Linked DNA regions of Homo sapiens: region 2 is linked to region 1. A link is an interaction called in ENCODE POLR2A ChIA-PET data of the cell type or tissue named here. Cell type or tissue: B cell. All regions are shown on one strand. Links, peaks and the distances in the headings refer to the core of each region. The heading gives the core; the rest is flanking DNA.

Region 1 (4,401 bases), core at 279-4,278:
TGCAGGTGACAGGGCAAGACCCTGCCTCAAAAAAAAAAAAAAAAAAAAAAAACCCAGCTCCAAACTGTATCTTGAAGAAAAATATAAACTGGTTTCAGATACAGTAGAAAGCTGTAAAGTCATCCATTCTATAAGACTAACAGAATGTTTTCTTTTGCCAATGTTAAGCATGAGCAAAATAAAAAAGCATGCAGACAAACAGTAGTGGTTTTAAAATTTTAATGTGCTTAAAAATCACTGGGACAAATTTCTGGATCCCACTCCTAATGGTTCTGATTTAGTTGATCTGAAATGGTACCAGGTAATTTGCATTTCAAACAAGCTTCAAAATAATTCTAATACTGTTAGTCTGTGGTGTATACCAGGAGTCCCCAGTCCTTGGGCCATGGACTGGTGGTGGTCTGTGGCCTCTTAGAAAACCAGCCGCACACCAGCAGGTGAGTGTCAGGCAAGCAAGCATTACCTCCTGAGCTTTGCCTCCTGTCAGACCAGTGCATTAGATTCTCATAGGAGCCAGAATCCTATTGTGAACAGTGCCTGCGAGGGATCTAGGTTGTGCGCTCCTTATGAGAATCCTAATACCTGATGATCTGAGGTGGAACCTAATACCTGATGATCTGAGTTTCATCCCAAAACCATCCCCCCAACCCCCTGTCCGTTTATGGAAAATTTGTCTTCCACAAAAGCAGTCCCTGGTGCCAGAAAAGGTTGGGGACCGCTGGTCTACACTGAGTAGCACCATACCACAGAGCAGAATGCAGAAGATTCATCCTAGATGCATCCTAGATGCGTCACGTGTAGAATGACTTAACACAAATTCAGCAAAATGGGAGCTCAGGAGATAAAAAGAATGATATGAGAGGGAGATTATGTTTCTAAGAAAACACTGACTTAATTGTCCCAGTCTTATCAATGCAACACATCCTTTCTTGTTATCACTTTACAACCTTTTGCATGAATTTCTTTTAGAAGGAAGTATTAAATCTTTGAGTATAATATAAAATAACTGGTTTGAATTGCCAGATTTTCTCAGAGCAAACCAGGCAATAGCATACCTACATTATCCTTAATTTACAGTGACAACTGATTTTGATTTTCACATTAAGCAAAAATCTATGTAAATTCTTGTAATTCTGAGTAGAGAAAAATTTACATATTTAGCTTTATTAGAGTAATTAACCATAATAGAACTGTTTAAATTGCCAGGGAAACCCAATCTACTATTTTATCCCCACCAACCCCCCCAGAAGGATTAATTAGTTCATGTAACTGAGAAAGTCCAATGTAGAATTGGCTTCAGGGATTCAAATGAGAGAATCAGAACTCTCCTCTAAATCGGCCTCATTTTCTCCTTGAGAGAAATTATAATTAGGGAAGAGAGTTGGGGTAGGGGGTGAGAAGGGGGGATGATGAGGAGGGGAAAGGAAGAAGGAGAGCATGGATTAAAGTCCCAGAAAAGTACTCTGGTCCAACTTGTGTGTCACATTTCCTATCTTGGAACTTTCTCACTTGATATCTACTCCCTGATCATTTTGTCATCTGTTAATCCCTTTTTCCTTTATTGACCCCTTCCACCCAACCTCCTCCTCATTCAGGGTTATAATTGTTTAAGACAAGCCTATTGCTTTGTGGTTATAGGCTGCTCAGATCAAGTACTGCTCAGATCAGGTAGCTATTTAACCTGTTTGAGAGTTGTCTAGAATGGATGGAGCCAGCACTTGATTGCTTGGTTAAGAAACAAAAATATTAAGGCCTCGGGAGGTTGCTACCAACACTCCCTTGGGCCACTGGCCATACTCATCTGTTTTGTGTACTAACAACTCTTACAAGAGGAAAAAAACCATTACAGCTCCTTTGTTACTCTGGAGTTGCTAAGAGCAGATCTGTTTGAAAGAAAGTGTGCCATTGACATTTTTCCCTAAACGTTTTAAAAAATAGTATTAGAAAATGCTGCTGAATTTTGTCTTTTAACAGCTCATAAAATCTAGGAATAAAATTATTTTTTAATATATTAAAATACATAGTGTATATAAGCAACAGGTGACTCATAAATGTGATTCTTCCAGTAAAATTGTGTTTTATACAGATGTATAGAAATTTGGTGTTGAGATCTACTTCAGTACTTGAATTTTCAAATTAAAAAAAAGGCCAAGAGAGGTTAAATGTCTTGCCCTGGTTATATAGCTTATGGCAACGAAACAAAACCAAACAAACCCTACACCCTTGGCGGGGCTTGGGGAAAGCAGAATAACAGCAGAGGACTTTGTCAGAAATTAGGTGGGAAGAGAGAAGACAGTAACAAGGCAATTTTACAAATTTAATCTCAATTTCACTTCACATTTACGCTTTAGCTAAGATGGGCTGAAATTTTTCAAATAAACTAAAAAAGGCAGGTGTATGTGTGTGCAAGATACATCAGAGGAAGGCAAGTTTACATAATAATTTCTTATCCTAATATAATGAAATTCAGGTTTCAGATTGACTGGATCTATTTCCCCACTTGGAAAGATCCTTCCCCGAAAGCAGGTTTATAAATTGCAGTTCTTCAGACGACTCATCCTATTCACTGATTACATGATGAGAATTGAAAACACACAGAGATTACTAGCTATGTGTCCCAGGCAAGATGGCTACCTCACGTGTAAGGTAAGTTTAAAAACAGCACACCTGGCCGGGCTCAGTGGCTCACGTCTGTAATCCCAGCACTTTGGGAGGCTGAGGTGGGTGGATCACCTGAGGTCAGGAGTTCGAGACCAGCCTGGCCAACAAGGTGAAACCCCATCTCTACTAAAAATACAAAAATTAGCCAGGCGTGGGAGCGCATGCCTTGTAGTCCCAGCTGAGGCTGAGGCAGGAGAATCGCTTGAACCAGGAGGCAGAGGTTGCAGTGAGCCAAGATCGTGCCACTGCACTCCAGCCTGGGCGACAGAGCAAGACTCCATCTCAAAAAAAAAAAAAAAAAAAACAGCACACCTGCTTCTCAGGTGCAGTTTGGATCACATGTTCTCTCAACGCTCTTGCCATTTTAATTTGGTGAAATGCTGTGTTCAACTAGATCTCAACTTTGCTGAAGCACTGGCCTGCCTGGGACCATGGCCTAATGTGGCCCATTGCAAAACACAATTTTGTTGATGTCTCATTTTAAAATTCATGCCAAAAATCATTTTATTTCAAATTGTTCATTGCTGGGTTTAATATAAAAATGTTGTTTTATTGTTCTTAACTCCCTAAATCTTTAAGCAAAATGGATGCTCGGGAAATTTGTTTCTCCTGAGGCTGCGTGTAACCCCGGCATCTTATTCCCCATGGGTTTGGAGGAATGCGTGGAGGAATGTGTGTGTGTATGTGTGGACAGCATCTTAAGAAATAAGGTGATCATTATAGAGTCATCTTCTTCAAATTTGTATAAGTTTTCTAGATAATGTGTAGTACAGCCTTCTGCTTAAGGATTATTGCAGTAACATAAGCCAGGCACAGTGGCTCACGCCTGTAATCCCAGCACTTTGGGAGGCCGAGGCAGGCGGATCATGAGGTCAGGAGATCGAGACCATCCTGGCTAACACGGTGAAACCCCGTCTCTACCAAAAATACAAAAAATTAGCCGGACGTGGTGGCAGGCGCCTGTAGTCCCAGCTACTCAGGAGGCTGAGGCAGGAGAATGGCATGAACCCAGGAGGCAGAGCTTGCAGTGAGCCGAGATCGTGCCATTGCACTCCAGCCTGGGCGACAGGGCAAGACTCCGTCTCAAAAAAAAAAAAAAAAGGATTATTGCAGTAACAGAAGAAGATGTGTTTCCGGAGCTTTGTATCCAGAAAATGCATGTGGGAAGATTATATGGAAAATGAAGATAATGAGTTTTAAAATAATACACAAAGTTACGGTACCAGAAAAGCAGTTAAATACCGTACAAAGTAATGAGAAACATGCTGAAAACAGTCTTGAGGAAGGCTAAAATTGTGGTTCCATACGTTGACTGACTGAATGAATATGGTTAAGGCAGTTGTTCTCAACCGGGGTTTTACTCTCCAGGCTCATGCAGAGTGGCCTCTTTGGGTCCTGTAATGGTCCTGTTCTTAACCACCACCGCTAGCTGGGGCCTGGGGTGGAAGAGTCTTATCCTAATCGGTCCCCAGACGGGGAGAGGGCAGTGCTTGTTTCCTAGCCACTCTGAAAGGCTGAAAGCTGTTAAGGAGGCTTAGTGTCATTTCAAGCAGTCTTCCTTGCCTCTGTGAGTAGTTTTTCCATATTTATGCTTAAAACAAACAGAGGAAGCTTTTCATTCCAATAATGAAATAAAAGGCTAAATTCAAGGTAACAAACGTTTTAGTGGGAAAGATTGTCAAGGATAACAAACCAACAAAGGGAAATATCTCTTATTAGCTCTTTTCTTCTTTTGATTAG
Region 2 (4,348 bases), core at 349-4,348, 630 kb after region 1:
GTCACTGAGCCTTTAAATAACATTTGTTTGTAAAGTTGTTTTGTTCTTTGATTTTGAGTTTAATGCCAACTTGGGTCATATCAACTTTCCAAAATATCATGAGCTTTACGTGTTTTATCGTTAATTTAATTTTCCTTGAAATTATTTCCCAGAACATCAAATGGGAGTTTTAAATTTTTTAAGTGTTATTTGAAAGAAACAATCCAAGAAAAAATTAATTTAACATGTTCAGTGAATAAGGACTCATCTCTAAGAGATTAATGTAATATAGAGATTAAGAATGCAGGCTACAGGGTTGGAATTCCTGGATTCCCGTACCACCCCCCCCACTTATCAGCTCTGTGACTCTTGGTAAAATACCTAACTCATCTGTTAAATGGTAATAATTCTCTTTACCCCATAGGGTTGTGGTAAGAGTGAGACAATACAAAGCAGTGTTGAAGTCAGTGCAGGGTAAAGTGTGGCACAGCCTTCAGTTAATGTTAGGAATTGTAGAAAGGCAGATAACGATGGACAGAGGCTGAGATCTCTTACCACCACTCCTTCCCTCTCCCCTACCCACTTAACAGTATATCATGGTGACTTTTCCATTTCAGTTTTTAAAGTTCTGCCTTTTTCTTTTGAGTAGTTCTACTTCATTTCACTGAAGAAAAGAATCATAACCATTTTTCTGTTACTGGACATTTGGGTTATTTCATTGTTCAGTGTTTAAAGATCTCTGTACTTGTATTTCCTTGTTCCCTCCCACATTCCCCTAAAATCTTTGAAGGTTGTGTTTTGAGGTTGGTCTTCAGTACAGCTGCTGTAATTGATTTCATTATTTTGTAAGCACTTGTTTGCTGTGACATCAAAAAGAGTTTGTGCTCACTTAGCATAAAATTAAGTAATTATTGGACATGCCATCTTTTAAATGGAAGAACTGAACTCTTCTCACGAGGGCAGTAGGAGTGTATTTTGTCAGTTAGGAAAGAAGAAACTGCTTAAGAGCTTTTATTGAAAACGCCTTATGGCCTGTCTCAGAAATTCAAACCTGAGCTTATTAGTTGGTTTATGATTGTGTAAAGCGCACATCTCTAAGATAACCATAACCCAGTATGGAGAGTTTTCTCATTTATAGTTGATGGGGTTTCTTTCTCCTGAAATTGTTTCCCTCAAATTGCAGTTTAATTTGTGTATTAAAAACTGCTCTGTCATAATCAATGCTGGGAGCAGGAGCCTCCTGTGACCTTCCAGCCTGTGCCCCCTACCCCAGCCAGCTGCAAGAAGGAGCTCTAAAAACACAAATTAAGTCTTGCTACTCCCTTGCTCAGGCCCACCCAGTGCGTGTGTGTGTATGTGTGTGTGTGGTCTCATCACACTTAGAAAACATCCAGAGTTTGGTCATGGCCTGCATGGCTCTACATGACCAGCTGGCCCTGCCTGGTTCTCTGACTGTACCTCCTGTGGCCACTGCCTTGCCCTTCTCTTGTAGCCACACTGGCCTTCTTGCTCTTGCTCCTCCACTTCAAAGATAACACACCCATCTTCTCCATTTGCTCTTTCTCCCTCTTTGTCTCCCTTATTTCTGTTCTGATCTCTCATCTTCATGATGATTTCTTCCTCTCACCCTATTTTCCAGAACTCGCCATTATGTCCTGCCTCCAGCCTGCTAGATTATTCTTCAGTGCAGAACCACTTGTTATGCTGTGTGTCGCCAGCACCTAGAGCAGTATCTGGCACAGTGGAAGTATTCAGTTAATAATGGTTGAGCCAAAGACGGAATAAACAAAGGGGAGCTACTCATAGAATATAATGTACGATGCTCTATTCTGAGACTTTAAATAGTCATCATGGAAACTGAGTAGATCTTTTGGCTTTTAAAGTTAAAGAGATCAGGAAAATAAAACTGTTGAGTTTATTTTTCCCAGCACAGACGTGGAATTTCTGAGAATTTTTTAAAAAGCAGAAGTTTCACAGACTGATTTCTCTTTTTTGAGTATCATTATCTTCTGCTTCTTTACTCTTATATTTGTGTCTTACACCATGAGAGCCTTTTCGAGTCTTTATTCTCAACTGCCCACTTGCCGGTCACTGCCATCATCCTCCCTATCTCCTCTCAAATCACTGATGACAGATTTTCAGTTATATTCAGGGTTTCTCTCTAAGAAAATAGGCAGTATACAGCAGGCTCATCATAAGAATATTCCTTTTTATACGGAGGAATCTGAGTAGGTTTTAAAATGTTTCTTGGCTGGCTTCTGGCAGTCCTCATAGGCCTTCTGGGGTTCCAGGGAGACGGATGGTGTCCCCATCTCAGCCTCACCAAGAGTATAGTATTTCTGGTTCTGTCTTATGTATTGGTAAGATTGTGTTTGTATAAAAAAATTTCTCCCTGCAAATTAAAGTCAGAACACCTATGAAATTGGAAGGGTCTCTTGGTCCTTTTCAGGGAATCATGGAAAGGCTTGGAGCAGAGTCTTGCGGCCCTGAGAATTGAAGATGGCAGGCAAAGGGCATCAGCGCTGGGCAAGTCTGATTAGTTCTGGTTCAAAGAGGCATTTAATTGTTGTCTGTGCCTTCAGGTTGCTCAGTTACAAGAGTTTCTGAGCTACTGACTTAGATTCGACTTGGCAGTGTGCACAGGTGCCCTTGGCTTTGCTGCCATCTTTCCCCTTTCAGTTCCCCTTTCTCCTTAGTGCTTTTGTTTGCAGCACAACGTTGTTACGGCAACTTTATGCTAATGATGCTGCTGCCTCTGTGCCTTTGAGGAAGGCTCATCTGATTTCTGTTAAATAAGTAGATGTCCCTTCATGACCTCAATTTCCAAGGTATTCAACATCTTCTATTAAAATGAGAACATGAACTTATCAAAGCCAAAATGTTAACAAATTTGTGAAATATTTGAACCCTATCACTGCATGTGTCTGGAAATCTCAAACAGAAGAGACTTTTAGGATCACATTTACAGTATCATCCAGATAGAAAGCAGTTTAGTGTTGAGCGAACGGACTTAACATTAAACACAGGTTGCCTAGACTCTAGACATTTTTTAAATTATATTTTTACAGAAGCAGTTGTATAATAGTGCAGTCCTTTTTAAAAATCGCGTTTCAATTTTGACTTCCACCTTAGCGTTAGCTATAAGAGATGGGGGTTGCTGTCTTATTTTCCTTGAACATTCTTTCCTATTCTAGTACCTTGAAGATTTTAAGTAAATGAAGGAGTGGATGAGCAAGTGATATGAACATATCAGTGGAAAGGAACTCCAGCCATGGGAGGAAAGCTTTGGGACTTGGTGGCTTGGCACAGGGAAAAATAAAGCATACATGCAGGAAATAGTTAGCTGCCTGGTAAGAAGAAAGACTAAGGTCAGAGCAAAAAAGTGCTGTAGATGTCCTACGAAGGGAAAACTTCCTTCTCCTGGGAAGGAATTGGTATGCTGTCATGCCCAGCATGTTGTAGGAGTCTGTAACTTTTATAAACCCCCACCTTCACATGAAGTCAATCCATTCTGTCCTGGAGTGTTTTCAGTATGGTTTAAAATGGATTTTATGGGATGTTTGGATTTACTTTATACATAGTGTTGACAAATTACATCTATACTGTAAAGTACAAAAGACTTTTTCCTAATTTAAAATTGTCTGGGCAGCTCATTCTAGAGTTCATTTCTTGCGTGTTAGAACTCCTTACATTCTTGAAGTGAAGTTTATTTTGACTGTTTACAGGAACTATCAACTAAACACTTCATGGAAGATGTGACTTATGACAGTATTCCTTACTGGGAGATTTTTGCTTTCTTTATTCTTTTTGACCTTTGGCTGTGAAAAGGATTGTACATTGTCATTTAGAAAGGCATAACAATAATGAAGTGCTATTAAGGAAATGGTAGTCATTGAAATACTTCATGAGAAAAGGAATTTAAGTGTATAATGTAATCAAATTTAAGTAGCTAATCACAAATCCCCTTTTCTTTTTAGAAAGAAACAATATCAAGGTTATATGTTACTTTCTCTTTTTTCACCCTAAATTCTAAGCCACTATTGATTATCCCTGAAATGTTAGCTTGTGAATCTGGGTAATTGTTAAAAACAGAAAAGTGCAAGCTACAAATGAGAGCCTCGGTCCTTGCTTAGATGTAAATAGTTTTCCTATGAATTTAAAACATTTTTTTAAAGCCACCTAAATCCTATAAAATAATGCCAGTGTTTCAGGCTATAGAAAATGTCTCTTGAGAGTAATATCTTGTAACATGTATTACTTATATATATAAGTCAGTTTTCAACAGAGCTGCTGTGAATTACTGTTTTATGGCCTAATTCATTAAAAAGAATTGCCTAATTGTGGTGTAGAAACTTAGGCACTAAGGCAG

Evidence for each region. Peaks named below come from ENCODE experiments on the same cell type or tissue, not always from the same donor. Only the 100,000 strongest peaks of a DNase experiment are listed, where the experiment ranks them.
Region 2: POLR2A ChIA-PET joins it to region 1 with 5 read pairs; 1 of 35 experiments calls an interaction of 5 or more read pairs at or near these places.

Annotation. Positions count from the first base shown.
Region 1 is chr3:150,631,175-150,635,575 of GRCh38, forward strand. No RefSeq gene overlaps it. Among named protein-coding and RNA genes, the nearest start is that of SELENOT, 30 kb to the left of the region's middle. RefSeq lists a silencer at 3,948-4,242. In B cell, for the core only: no CTCF peak of the experiment used is centred there; no DNase peak of the experiment used is centred there; H3K27ac peaks cover 263 bases.
Region 2 is chr3:151,263,444-151,267,791 of GRCh38, forward strand. All of the region lies in intron 16 of MED12L (mediator complex subunit 12L), which reads left to right. The region is part of intron 1 of P2RY14 (purinergic receptor P2Y14); the gene reads right to left. Among named protein-coding and RNA genes, the nearest start is that of P2RY14, 13 kb to the right of the region's middle. In B cell, for the core only: no CTCF peak of the experiment used is centred there; a DNase peak (open chromatin) is centred at 2,658; H3K4me3 peaks cover 693 bases; H3K27ac peaks cover 3,188 bases.